Regions from separate parts of the Homo sapiens genome. Here all the other regions are linked to region 2. The links are chromatin loops, found by intact Hi-C in ENCODE. Cell type or tissue: heart right ventricle. All regions are shown on one strand. Region 1 overlaps GATA6 (GATA binding protein 6). Region 2 has its middle 54 kb from the start of CTAGE1. Region 3 overlaps LOC124904265 (a long non-coding RNA gene).

Evidence for each region. Peaks named below come from ENCODE experiments on the same cell type or tissue, not always from the same donor. Only the 100,000 strongest peaks of a DNase experiment are listed, where the experiment ranks them.
Region 1: a loop joins it to region 2, with 5 times the contacts of the local background. A loop is called at or near these places in 10 of 110 quality-filtered maps.
Region 3: a loop joins it to region 2, with 3 times the contacts of the local background. A loop is called at or near these places in 19 of 110 quality-filtered maps.

What each region holds. Positions count from the first base shown.
Region 1 is chr18:22,184,301-22,186,800 of GRCh38, forward strand. All of the region lies in intron 6 of GATA6 (GATA binding protein 6), which reads left to right. Among named protein-coding and RNA genes, the nearest start is that of GATA6, 16 kb to the left of the region's middle. In heart right ventricle, a CTCF peak has its summit at 1,149; no DNase peak of the experiment used is centred here; H3K27ac peaks cover 2,500 bases.
Region 2 is chr18:22,362,578-22,365,077 of GRCh38, forward strand. No RefSeq gene overlaps it. Among named protein-coding and RNA genes, the nearest start is that of CTAGE1, 54 kb to the right of the region's middle. In heart right ventricle, a CTCF peak has its summit at 1,503; no DNase peak of the experiment used is centred here.
Region 3 is chr18:22,558,051-22,560,550 of GRCh38, forward strand. The region is part of intron 2 of LOC124904265 (a long non-coding RNA gene); the gene reads left to right. Among named protein-coding and RNA genes, the nearest start is that of CTAGE1, 140 kb to the left of the region's middle. In heart right ventricle, a CTCF peak has its summit at 1,487; DNase peaks (open chromatin) are centred at 1,131, 1,521, 1,661 and 2,121; H3K4me3 peaks cover 1,804 bases; H3K27ac peaks cover 2,500 bases.

The sequences.
Region 1 (2,500 bases), 180 kb before region 2:
TTTTTAGAGTTTCACAAGGGAAGAAGCCTTTTAGTTGTTTTTTTTTTTGCAGACTCATGGTAAAGAATGTTTCTAGGCTTTATAAAGGTGGACTCCATGCTATGGTGTTGTGTTTTACAGGCAGGTTAGATGTAACTGAGGATTGAAAGTGGTAAATAGAACATGTTTCTTGGGAAATGAAAAGATTATTTAATAATAATTATTTTTTTTTTGAGGCTGAGTCTTGCTGTCACCGAGGCTGGAGTGTGCAGTGGCGCAATCTCGGCTCACTGCAACCTCCACTTCCCGGATTCAAGCAATCCTCCCACTTCAGCCTCCCGAGAAGCTAGAATTACAGGCATACACCAACTCACCTGGCTAATTTTTTTTTGTATAGTTAGTAGAGACGGGGTTTCACCATGTTGGCCAGGGTGGTCTCGAACTCCTGTCCTCAAGTGATCCACCTACCTCAGCCTCCCAAAGTGCTAGGATTACAGGCATGAGTCACCGCGCCTGGCCTAAAAATATCCTTTATTATGCCGTAGTCCTCAGGAGCAATTATGTAGCTAGAGGCAAAACAATTTGGTTTTCTAAAGCAGGGAGGGAGCCGCCTCTCTCCTAGCTGAAATGAGGACTGCTGCCAGCTCCAAGTCACTTTTGTTGGTGGTACAGTCCAGCTTAAATGTGGCAAAAAGACTAATTTGAATGATAAATTGCACTGAGGTCGATATATACCCAACAATGGGCTTCGGGGACTTGGAACCATTGTGGGTGGAGTCTTGTGATTTTGTGACGTAAAATTTCAAAATTTGCTATTAGCAAGTCCTATCGGTTGCTGTCCAGCGAAAGGAGTGAAAAGCCAGTGAAAAGGGCCATGGTCTGGCTAGAAGAAGGGCCTTGGGAGTTCCATCTCTGGTCCTAGGCTTATTGTCCCAGGAACTCTCACCAGGGACAGAGCAGATGGAGGTGGCTTGCTGGTCAATGCCCTTCAGAGGAAAGATCAGTTCCCCACCAGAGGCCAGGAGGCAAAGCAACAAGGATGTTAAGGATGGGGTTGGAGAGTACTAGTTTCACACCAGGTCTTCAGCTGCAAGCTTCCATCCCTGCGGTAGTCTAGGCAGCCTCCACGGGGACTGAGAAGCTGGGAGTGGCTGGTGTGAGCTGCAGCCAGGGGGCATCTCTCCGAGCTCTCCAGCCTCTGGGCTGCGCAGCAGAAACACTGACTGCCATTACCAGGGCAGGGGGTAGGGTTGCTGGCCTGCCTACCAACCTCCCCAGTTCCCCAGGGACTGACTCTTGGCCTTGTTCCGAGGGCACACACGGCTGGTGCCTGGGCTTGCAGGGTTTTATTTCATGGATGTCTCCAAAAGCCTCTACCTGCTGTGGCCATTGTGGGGAAACAGCTACTCGTCTGCTGGCTGCCTTTGGAAGCTGTCCCCCTGTAAGAATACCTGTAGTAGGCTTGAGTGGTGTCCCCAGGTTGTTTTCATGGCGTGCCTGCGTATAACTGTGGATCCCTTCGCACTTTTTGATGTCCTCTCTGGGTGGGCTGAGCCTTCATGTGTATGGCATGGCCCATGTGGCTGCCGAGTAGCTGTGAAGAGTCTGCTGGAGGAGCCATCTGTGAGCAGCTGGTAGAAGCATTTCTAAAAGGTGCCTGTGTTGACAAAGGTGTGTCATTTTCCCATTTTGGTCACAGTGCATAATGTTAGAGGGCAGCTGGCTTTGTGACTGATTGCCTGTAGGATTTTGTGAAATGCTGTGGGTGAAGAAAATATCAGATCCACATAGCAAGGTTGTATCTGGTGTTTACAAAGTATATGTATTACATACACAGCACCGAGGTTGGCTTGGAGTTTAAGCCTCCTAAGGTAATGCGTCCACCCCACGGATCTCCAGTGCTCCCTGTGACTGACTGGTAGAAATTAGTAGTGCAGGGTGACCCTCGTTTGATGGGGCCACGGAACTACAAAGCAAAGGGCGATCTTAGGCACCCTCCCAGCAGAAGGTGGAACTGGGGGCCACATATCCCTCCATTTAGAGATGTAAGTAGCAGTATCACTGCCTTTCTTTAATGACTGTGAGTTATAGCAAGGAAGTAAAAAACTGTTCCAGAGGCCCACATGAAACATGCTGTTTACTTTAATTCCCCACTGAAAAATCAGTTGTAGGAGATCACCGGTAGGCATTCCCAGCAGGCTTATTGTAAGTCCTGGGACATGACAGGAACAGGGTTCTGACCTGCCTTTCACGTGGCCATTTAAGTGATGGCACCAGGACCTTAGCATGACACAGAGTCCTGAGCTCTCTTGGCCAGGACGAAAGGAGCCACAGGAGCTGAGTATTGTGGAAGGGGTCTATCGTGGTTGTCTGCTTCTGGGAGAGGGGGCTCCAGGGCTCCCCTCCCCTAGCAGGAATGAAGGTGTGGGCATAATTCCTAGTGCACGGCATTCTTCCAGGATAAGTTGTCCTAATGCCACGAAAATTTTTGTGCTGCTCTGAAGCCTCATGTCTTAGCTTT
Region 2 (2,500 bases):
GTAAAATAAAGCAAACTTCCCTTGTCTGCTACTCTGCTCCAGATACTACTCCATTCCTCTGCTCCCTTTCACAGCAACACTCATTCAGAGTTGCCTAAAGTCCCCATGTATACTTTCTCTGCTCTTATTCTTTTTCAAAACCCCTCTAATCAGGATTTTATCCTGGTCACCACATAGGAACAGTTTATTACGGTTACTGAGGCTGCCCACATTGCCAAGTCCAGTGGCCGATTCTCCATCTTCATGATGTGCAACTGGCAGCATTGGACAGAGTTGTGTGATTTCTCCTCTTGGAAACGTTTTCTTCTCTTGGCTTCTAGGGACCACTTTCTCTGGGTTCTCCTCATACTGTTCTGATTGTTCCTTTTCAGTTTCCTTGTTGGTTCCTTTTCACCTGTGGACCTTAAACATGAAGTTTTTGAGGATGTAGGCTCCTTCCTTACTCTCTAAGGCAATCTCCTCCCAGTCCTGTGGCTGTGAGTCCTACTGCTAACAACTCCCACATTGCTCTCTCCAGCCTGGACCTCTTCTCTGAAATTCAAATTCCCATATCCAGCCTCCTATACCACAGCTCCATTTTACCATCTGACAGACATCTCAAACTCACTGTCTTCAAAGGAAAACCCCTGACATTGCATCTCTCCCTCCACCTAAACTGTTCTTAACAATTGCCCATGTCACAAAAAGATTTTTTTCATTCTTTCAGTTATTTGGTTCAAAGAATTTCATGTGATGCTTGTATCTTCTCTATCTCATACCCCATATCCAATTCAGCAAATGTCGCCAGTTCTATCCCGAAAAGATACCCAGACTTTGACCATTTCTCAATGCCTCCATCACTACTGCCATGTTCTGTCATCTTTCCTCCATCATCTTTCCTCTGGACCATGGCAGTAGTCTACAACTGGTCATTCTGCTGTCCTTCCTACTTGCATCCCTACACAATAAAATGTCTGTTCTCTGCGCAACAGTCACAATGAGCCTTTTAGACAAATGTCATACTCTATTATTTAAGACTGTTTAGTGGTTTCTCAGAGCCTTTCCAAAGTCTTTGCAATGGACTGGAGGATCCGTGTGCATTACTCACCCCTCCACGTGTCTGACCTGATCCATTCTCCCTCTCACTACTCCTGTCCAGACACATTGGCTTCTATGCTCTTCCTTGAGCACAGCAGGCATTCTCTGACCTCCAGGCTCGTGCTTGTGCTGTATCCTCTGCCGCAATGCTCTTTCCCCAGATATTTAGATAGTTGGTGTCCTCATTTTCTTCAGGTATCTGCTCAAATATCAGCTTATCAAAAAAGACCTCCTGACCACCTTATACATAGTACTCTCCCAGCATCCACTACCCCCATGTCCTAATTTATTTTTTTCCATAGCTCTTATCATTATCAGACATAATGTATTTCCATGAGACTGTTAGTTAATTTCCATTTCCTCCCACCAGAAGGTAAGCTGCATGAACACAGGGACTTTGTCTGATTTGCTCTCTGCTGATCCCTAGTGCCTGGATCTAGCAAGTAGTAGGGGCACAATAAGTATATATCAAGTGAATGAATGAGTTTCAAGCAGAATATACAGCTGACCCTTGGACAACATGGGTTTGAACTGTGTGGGTCCACTTACATGCAGATTTTTCTCAATAAAACTTATGCTAAGTGTGCCTGCCTCCCCTTCCACCTCCTCCTCCTCTTCCGCCTCTGCCACCCCTGACACAGCAAGACCAACCCCTCCTCTTCCTCCTCTTCTGCTACTCAACATGAAGATGATAAAAATGAAGACCTTTATGAGATCCACTTCCACTTAATGAATAGTAAATATATTTTCTCTTCCTTATGATTTTTAATAACTTTTTTCTGTAGCTTACTTTATTGTAAGAATACAGTATGTAACACATATACAAAACATGTGTTCAGCTGTGTATGTTATTGGTAAGGCTTCTGGTCAACAGTAGGCTATTAGTAGTTAAGTTTCTGAGGAGTCAAAAGTCATAGGCATATTTTCAACTGCAGGGGGTTGGGGAGCCAGTGCCCCAACCCCCACATTATTCAAGGGCTTCCTGTAAATATAAATCCAAATCCACACCTTGCCACATCAGAATGAAAACTGCAGAACATGCAGAACTATATTTTATTTATATGTATTTTTATTAATATATCATAGTTGTACTTATTTGGGGGACACATGTGATAGTTTGATACATGTATATAGTATGCAGTGATAAAATGAGGGTGATTGGGATATCAATCACCTCAAATGTTTCTCTTCTTCTTATGTTGGAAACATTACAATTCTTCTATCAATTTATAAATATGCAATAAGGTATTATTCACTATAACTTCTCAACTGCACCATTGAATACTAGAACTTATTGCTTCTATTGAGCTGTATTTTTGCATGCATTAACCAATTTCTCATCATCCTCTCTACCTGCTTTCCTCTGGTAACCACCATTCTACTCTCTCCTTTTTTTTTTTTTTTTTTTGACAAAGACTTACTC
Region 3 (2,500 bases), 200 kb after region 2:
GGCATGTTGTGGGTGAAAGGGGTGTCTAATAAATAGGGACGGAAGGACACTTGAGTGTTTGAATACTCTGTTCATTTTTGGCAGCTTATTGCGAATTCATGTAACAATCCTTCCTAAGAGCAAGTTCTGGAGGAAGGAAGTATGAATCGCTGAGTTTAAGGATGGGGGGTGGGGGTGCAAAAATAATCAAAGTGGAGAAATAATTCTCAGAGTTACCTTCATTATTGAGTACTTACTATGTGCTAGGCCCTGTACCGAGTACTTAATATACATTGTTCTACTGTATTTCATTTAATTCTTACAACAAGCCTACATAAAGTAGATACTATTATCTCCACTTTATGTTAACAAGAGCTGAAGTTTGGAGATTCTATTACTCTCTATCCCTGTTGTTTAATCTGATAGCCGCTAGCTGCAAGTGGCTGTTAGGAATTTAAAATGGGCAACAAAGAAACTTAATTTTTTATTTAACTCCAAATTCTCATTTAATTCAAATTTTATTTTATTTCACATTAGTGTAAATTCACACTTAAGAACTAACACTGGATTCAGTTATTGAAAAATGCTTAAATATTTTTGGAACAATGTGAGTATGTGAATCAATTTTTTCAACTCTAAGTTTTATGAAATGTAACTACAGATCAAGTATTTCCAATGAAAAATTTGTGTCTGAATTGAGATGTGTTGTGAGTGTAATTTTTCGAAGATTCACTGTGAAAAAATATATGAAATATCTCATTTATAATTTTTATATTGATTACATATTGAAATAATGTTTTGAATATATCAGATTAAAAATATATTGTTAAAATTAATTTCACCTGTTTTACCTTTTCACTTTCTTTTATGTGACTACTGGACATTTTTCAATTCCCTAAGGGAATTGAGTTCCCCGGGGCTGACGGGGAGCACGGCCTGGGCAGCCCTTTCCCGAGGATGTCCCAGTGGAGACGGGCTCACACCGAGGTGCGCGCACATGCGCGTCTGCGCGGTCCGCCGCGGGTGGACCGAATCTCACCCCGTGCCCACGACCGGCGGGCTTTCCTGTTTGCCTTTTTGAACTCTGTTTTCTTTGAGTCTTGGAGAGAGCCAGGGGCTGTGATGTCACTGTATAAACAGAGGGAAGGGTGGGGGCGAAAGTTGCATTGGAGCGAACCCGGCGGTGGAGGAGGGCTGGTGGGAGGATGGGGGTGGGGAGGGAGATTTTTTTTTTAAAAGTGGTTTGGTCTCGGGGGTGTAGGGGCAGCGGGGGACTCTGCAGAGTCCCGATAAAGAAACAGAATGGGACTGCCAGTCCCTAACCTAGGGGCGGGGAGGGGGACGTGGCTGGAAGAGACAGGGGTTGGTGGGGGGAGGTTGGAAAAATATGGGACGCCTAGAGCTAATTCCTCTGATTAAAAATGCATTAGTTTGGAGGTGTCAGGGACACGCAGCTGTTTTCAAGGAAAGCCTGGCTCCAAGAGGTCCTCCCCGGCCGGGCCGCCTGGCGGCTCCATCCCGGGTGGGTGTCAGCGAGCGCGCAGCCCCCGACGCTTGTCCTCTCCCTGACAGGGCCCTGGCCAATGTCCTGCTGCTGCGGGTCGTGGTAATTTACATCCTCTCTGTGTACATTAACTTATCTGCAGCCGCGCTGGCTGCGCTCCTTCAGTCAGCCTGTCTCCTGCGCAGCCTGGGAGCCTTCCCCGACCCAGCGACCCACCGGGCGGCCGGGGGCGACTGGGGAACCCTGGGAATCACAACAACCGCCCGGTTCCGACCCGGCCCGGACGCCCGCGGGGGCGGGGGACTCTGTGGGGCCAGGCGTGGAGGGCCGGCGAGCCCGGCTCGGGCAGGGCAGAGGCGGGCGGCCGGGGGCTGGCGGCGAACACTTAGTGGCTAATTCATGACTCATGACTCATGCGCAGGCTCCTCTTCAGTGACAGCCGGGACAGTTCCTGGTTATTTGTAGCCCCCCGGCTTTCATTTCGCTGTAATTAAGCAGTCATTTGAGGGTCATTTCATCCCCGTTATAGGTTTCTCTGTTTTAATCATGCTTTGAGTTCCAGTGGGGGCAGCAGGGAGTGGAAGGGGAGGTTGGGAAGGAGGCGTGGAGGGCAAGAGGGTAATCGTCTCTGAGAACGCGTGCACTTTTCATAACTCTTCCCGTGACAGGCCCTGGTGCAGGCTCCGCAGACGCCGACGCCCGGCGCTCCGCTCCGGGGCGCGGGCCAGATCCTCTTCCCTGACACCCGCGGTCTTCCCTGAGAAGAGGTCTGGCCCTTTTTGAGTCAGATGTTGGATTTTCTGCTTTCCCCTCTGGCACCACACTAATCATTCTCTTTAATCGCTGTAGCTTTTTAATGAGGCCAAGTAGGTATTTATGGAGCCGTCTACTCTCCAAACGCTGATGCTTGATAAGTCATTTATAACTTATCGGTGGGCTTTGCATAGGCCAAACCCAGAAGAAAGGAAGTGAGAATAAAATAGAGGCTGGATTTTACGAGGAACCTTCAGCGTATCT